Linked DNA regions of Homo sapiens: region 1 is linked to region 2. Evidence: chromatin loops called from intact Hi-C (ENCODE). Cell type or tissue: heart left ventricle. All regions are shown on one strand. Each heading gives the region's core, and the rest is flanking DNA. Links, peaks and the distances in the headings are about the cores only.

Region 1 (2,915 bases), core at 304-2,803, 63 kb after region 2:
CAATTTGCTTTTCTGTTTCCAACAAATAAAAGGAATTTTACAAGGACTAAGTGACTGACTTATGCAATTCTTTTTTTTTGAGACGGAGTTTTGCTCTTGTTGCCCAGGCTGGAGTGCAATGGTGTGATCTCAGCTCACCGAAATCTCAGTCTCCTGGGTTCAAGCGATTCTCCTGCCTCAGTCTCCCTACTAGCTGGGATTACAGGCATGCACCACCAAGCCCAGTTAATTTTGTGTTTTTAGTAGAGATGAGGTTTCACCATGTTGGTCAGGCTGGTCTCGAACTCCTGACCTCAGCTGATCCACCCGCTTTGGCCTCCCAAAGTGCTGGGATTACAGGGAAGAGCCACCGCACCTGGCCCTCTTTTTTTCTTTTTTAAATTTAAGGAAACCTCTTTTTTTTCTTTTTTTAGAGACAGGGTCTTGCTCTGTCACTCAGGCTGGAGTATAGCGGCACAATCATAGTTCACTGTACAGCCCTGAGGTCCTGCGCTCAAGTGATCTTCCTACCTCAGCCTCCTGAGTAGCTGGGACCACAGGCGCAAGCCACCATGCCTGGTTACTTTTTTTACTGTTTATTTTTTATAGAGATAGGGTCTCACTATGTTGCCCAGGTTAGTCTCAAGCTCCTGGGTTCAAGCAATCTTCCCACCTTGACCTCCCAAAGTGTTGGGATTGCAGGAGTGAGCCACTGTACCCAGCAAGCCATGCTTTCTAATCCATACTAAAAGTAACAATGTACAGAAGGTGCTGTTTAGATTTTCCAAGAGTTCCCACTTCAAAAATTCTGCCCATTGGTCACTAGATGGATGTCTTGGTGTGTACCTCCCCCTCCATTTATAATAAAGGCAGGAAGAAGGGTTTTAGATCCTCTCAGATACCAGCTCAGTTACTATTTTTTAGCATTATTTAGCAGGGTTTCTTTTACTATATGTCATTTGTGTTTAAAGAATAAAAAGGAAGTCATTCTGAACTAGAGAACGATTCACAAGTAGGAAACTGAAAGGGTAGTACTAACTTGTATTCTGTGATTATGTCCCTTAAGAACCAAAAGCCCAGCTGAAATAAATCTCTCCCTATATTTCCAGCATTCTCCCTCTAGCCTTCAGATGCCAATAATTCTTCAGCCCCACCAGAATCAATAAACCATCAATCCTGCCACCTTTTCAGCATCCCTCTTCCTCTCCTCCTGTGCTTACTTCTCTCCTTACCCAGGTGAATGAGATTCCAAAATCCATCAGGATAATCACCCCTGATATACACCCTGAACTCCCCTGCAAGCTATCCTTTTGTCGTACAGACCCACAGTCCCTTAGGGATAGATGTATCTTGGAATTCAGAATGTTTCATATTTTAGAAAGGTAATACACTGCATATGTCATAAATGTGTCAGCGGAGTCTGGGGCAGCACCCCAAAGTCAAACACAAAATTTCTGTAGCAAAATATATATTCCCACATATATGTGATAAATAAAGCCTATAAATAGCTTCATGTTCATTCAGATCAGGTGCTGCCACCACAATAGTTTGCCAAACTTACCAAAACAAACAAAACTACGAGTTTTCAGATTTTTAATCTCGGAATTGTTGGCAAGGGATTATTTCCCTGTACTTCGGTGGCAAAACCCCAAGCCATGTTAAATCTCAGTACCTGCATCCACATGGATGAATGTAGTGAGAGAAAGACCAGATCTTGCAAACTGGCCTCACTTTCATATTACCAGTAACCTGTGGGTCTTTTAGGCTACCTGACAGTGCAGCTACGCTTTCCTAGTCCATTCACTCTCTGAGGTAACTTTTTCTTACCCTCTCTTTTCTCAAACCTCCATATCCTCCTACATCTTATCACTCTCGGCTCCTTCATTCATAAGAAATACCATAAAATAACATAGAAGCACTCACATGAGGACTCTGCACATGCTCTCACCCCTTACCTCCCTGCAACTGTACTCATAAGTCCTGCCTTCCCTCTATCCATCACACCAACCCCTCCCTACTTGTGTACTGACCAGCAATTCCTACCTTTTTCCTGCAACATCCATTTTTACCTCTCTACGGGATCATTTCCATCAACATACAAAATACATCTCCTATCTTAAAACTCTCTCTCAAACCTTCCAGCAGCTGTCCCATTTCTCTATTCCCATTACAGCAAACCTCCTCAAAGCTGTCTATACTCACTGTCTCCAATTTATTTCCTCTCACTCTCTCTCTTTTTTTTCAGAGTTTAGCTCTTGTTGCCTAGGCTGGAGTGCAATGGTGCGATCTCAGCTCACTGCAACCTCCGCCTCCTGAATTCAAGCAATTCTCCTGCCTCGGCCTCCCAAGTAGCTGGGATTACAGGCGTCCGCCACCACGCCTGGCTAATTTTTTGTATTTTTAGTAGAGATGGGGTTTCACCATGTTGGCCAGGCTGGTCTTGAACTCCTGACCTCAAGTGATCCACCTGCCTCGGCCTCCCAAAGTGCTAGGATTACAGGCGGGAGCCACCAAAAAAAAGTCTGCAACCTCTACCTCCTGGGTTCAAGCGATTCTCCTGCCTCGACCTCCTGAGCAGCTGGGAGTAGAGGCACATGCCACCATGCCCTGCTAATTTTTTGTATTTTTAGTAGAGATGGGGTTTTGCCATGTTGCCCAAGGCTGTTCTCAAGCTCCTGATCTCCAGTGAACTGCCCAACTTGGCCTCCCAGAGCACTGGGATTACAGGTGTGAGCCACCATGCCCGGCCTCCTCCCATTCTCTCTTGAACCCCCTCCACCACTCTACTAAAAGAGTTCTTGTTGGTCAGACATGGTGGCTCGCACCTGTAATCCCAGCACTTTGGGAGGCTGAGGCAGTCAGATCACTTGAGATCAGGAGTGTGAGACCAGCCTGGGCAACACGGCAAAACCCCATCTCTACTAAAAATACAAAAA
Region 2 (2,915 bases), core at 104-2,603:
GATATAAACACCTCATGCCAAGCGAAAGAAGCCAGACACAAACACTCCAGATTGTATGATTCTTTTTAAATGAAATGTTCAGAAAAGAAGGCAAATTACCTGGGGCTGGGAGCAGGGAGTTCCGGCAAAGCTAGAGGAACTTGTGGGGTGATAAGAATGTCCTAAACATGGGCCGTGTTAGTGGCAGCACAACTCCACAGATGTAGCAAAAACCATGGAATTGTACATTTACAACAGGTGAGTTTTATGGTATGTAAATTCTACCTCAATAACAACACTGTAGAAAAAAAATGGAGACTGGGCATGGTGGCTCATGCCTATAATCTCAGCACTTTGGGAGGCCAAAGCGGGTGGATCACCTGAGGTCAGGAGTTGGAGACCAGCCTGGGCAACATGGCAAAACTCTGTCTCTACTAAAAATACAAAAATTAGCTGGGCGTGGTGGCGTACACCTGTAATCCTGGCTTCTCAGGAGGTTGAGGCAGGAGAATCGCTTGAACTAGGGAGGTGGAGGTTGCAGTGAGCAGAAATCATACCACTGCACTCCAGCCTGGGTGACGGAGCGAGACTGTCTCAAATAATAACAACCACCACCATCACGGGGTAGAGGCTACACAGACCTTACCCCGCAGCCTGCCCTCCTGCCCTGCAGCTGTTTCCACAAACGCCTCCTCCTCCTTCCATCCCCAGCTGCTCTAGCTGCTTGCCAGTTTCTTTTCAGCTCCAGCCTGGCTGGTTCAATGGTCACCCTCCTATCTGTCCTCACACGGGACCCAGCCCCTCCTCAGGATCAGCAGCTGCGGCCATCAGCTGTCCTCGCCCAGCTCCTCCAGAACAGCTTGTTAAAAGGGATCCACCTGGGGCTGAGTTCCTCCAGTTGGTCCCGGTGAGCTCTCACGTAAGAGTAATGAAGTTTAAACTTCTCTTTAGCAGCTAAGCACGGAAATTGACCCTGGCACCTTGCTAAGCTAATCGAGTTACAAAACGAATCCTTTAGGATCAAATTCATTACAACAGCCGCATCTATGACCCATTTTATTATAACCTTTTCTCAAAATCTGCTCTGGTCCGCCACCCTCTGATCTTGCCCAACCAAGCCCTAGTTAGCCTGTGTCTGAGGACGCCTGGCGGGCCCGGCGGGATGCTGTGGAAGGTGAGGGCTTCCAGTCACCTGTAAGCAACCTCGGTCGTACGTGCCCAAGGCTCAACTCCTGCAATCTATTTCTGTGACCTCAGGTCCCAGCAGAGCTCTGATTTCAAGCCACAGCCCTGGCCCAGGCCCAGACTGTGTTTATGACTCAGCATCCAATAGGCATGTAAACAAGATTACATCACAGATTTTCCCTGGCCCATACCTCCCGGTCCAGACTCTGGCTGAAGAGGGACATTGGAGCTTGGCCCTCAAGGAGCTAGCTCCACAGAGTCACCGCCAGCCATGAGGGAACTTGTCACCTAGCCCTCCTCTCACCTGCACAGGCTCAAATCAACCAGGAGCAGGGCTCCCAATGGGTGAGCTTTATGCAAACACCCGGGGTGGGGTTCCTGGCCACCAACCTCTGCACGTGGTGCTGCCTGGAGGGAAGGTTCCGGGACTCTGGAATGGACTTCTGCCCAGTAGGAGTGGCGAACTTGTGGCTCTCACGGCTTTGCGTTATTTGTTACAGATACACCTCCACTACTTTACACACTATTAGAAAGTTGAGTACCCCAAATCACTTTTAGGCACATGCAGAAATGCAATTTTAGGAGGCAGAAACTACTCAACTCCAGCAATGCATCTAGACTCTACCCTAAAATATCTGCATATTAAACTACCAAGGACAGTTAAGCTTTCAAAGGGAGAAGATCAAAGTGCTGTCATCTTTTAATTTAATCCTTTTGTTGCATCAATGATCTTAAGAGGGATGAGAGAGATCAAAATAAAAATGGAAACAAACTGTATCTTTGTGGCTGTTGTGTTTTAGTCTTTTTTTTTTTTCTCAATTTGGGCCACAAAATAGGTCAGCTCCATTACTGATCAGCCTTCCCACAAATATTTAAAACAAATTGAATTGCATACCCAATACCCATCACAATTACACCAGGCACAATAACTAAATTAGCAATTCAACAAAATAATTGGAAATGCGATTCTCTCTATTCCACCAGTCTCCCTCGAGGGTTGAGCGGATCTATGGGGGAAAGCTCAGCTTTCCTAATTCTGCAGCTAATTAGAGACACACTTGTAAATGAAGTTGTTTGTCTTAAAGTTGAAATTCTCTTCTGGGGGTGGGGGAGAGGCAAGGAGAGATGAGAAAGTCCTTCCGCTCCGGAGCAAGTGTATATAAACAGGTATAAAAACCCGTGCCATACCTGCAATTAATAAAGCATCACTATTTTACCTTCACTTATCTGGTAATGGACGACTTTGGAAGAACCAGCCTGGTTGACAGCCTCGTAAGCGGCGCACATTTCTGATGGCACTTGCGACCAGTCACTGTGGGCTGCCGTTTTGGGAGGGGGCGGAAGTGCCAGGACAGCAGGAGCGGTCAGTGGTGGCCAGTGTGTGCTGCCGGCTCCCACGTGGCCCCCCTCGGTTTGGGACAGGAGAACCAAAGGCTCACCCTAAAAGGAAGCAAGGCAGAGAGAGGCTCCCCCGCCCAACAGACCCTCCCCTCCTGTGGACCGCCGTCAGCAGCCGAACGTGGGCCCCCCTGGCTCGGGCCACCCCACCAGCCAGAGTTGCAAATCTACCTCGGCCCACTTGCTCAGGCCACTCTTGGAGAAGCAATCCTGAGGTTTCAATTAGGCTGTCCTTGGCCTCTTTTTGTTCCTTCAGGAAGGAAAATCTCTGTTTAATTATATACCCAAGAACTAGGACTTAAAGCCGGCCCCTCTCATCCTTCTCCTGGAGGATGGAGACGTGATCCGAAAAT

The links. Peaks named below come from ENCODE experiments on the same cell type or tissue, not always from the same donor. Only the 100,000 strongest peaks of a DNase experiment are listed, where the experiment ranks them.
Region 1: a loop joins it to region 2, with 4 times the contacts of the local background. A loop is called at or near these places in 3 of 110 quality-filtered maps.

Annotation. Positions count from the first base shown.
Region 1 is chr17:37,003,634-37,006,548 of GRCh38, reverse strand. The region is part of intron 8 of AATF (apoptosis antagonizing transcription factor); the gene reads right to left. Among named protein-coding and RNA genes, the nearest start is that of MIR2909, 29 kb to the left of the region's middle. In heart left ventricle, for the core only: no CTCF peak of the experiment used is centred there; no DNase peak of the experiment used is centred there.
Region 2 is chr17:37,066,281-37,069,195 of GRCh38, reverse strand. No RefSeq gene overlaps it. Among named protein-coding and RNA genes, the nearest start is that of MIR2909, 34 kb to the right of the region's middle. In heart left ventricle, for the core only: no CTCF peak of the experiment used is centred there; DNase peaks (open chromatin) are centred at 1,265 and 2,538; H3K27me3 peaks cover 2,149 bases.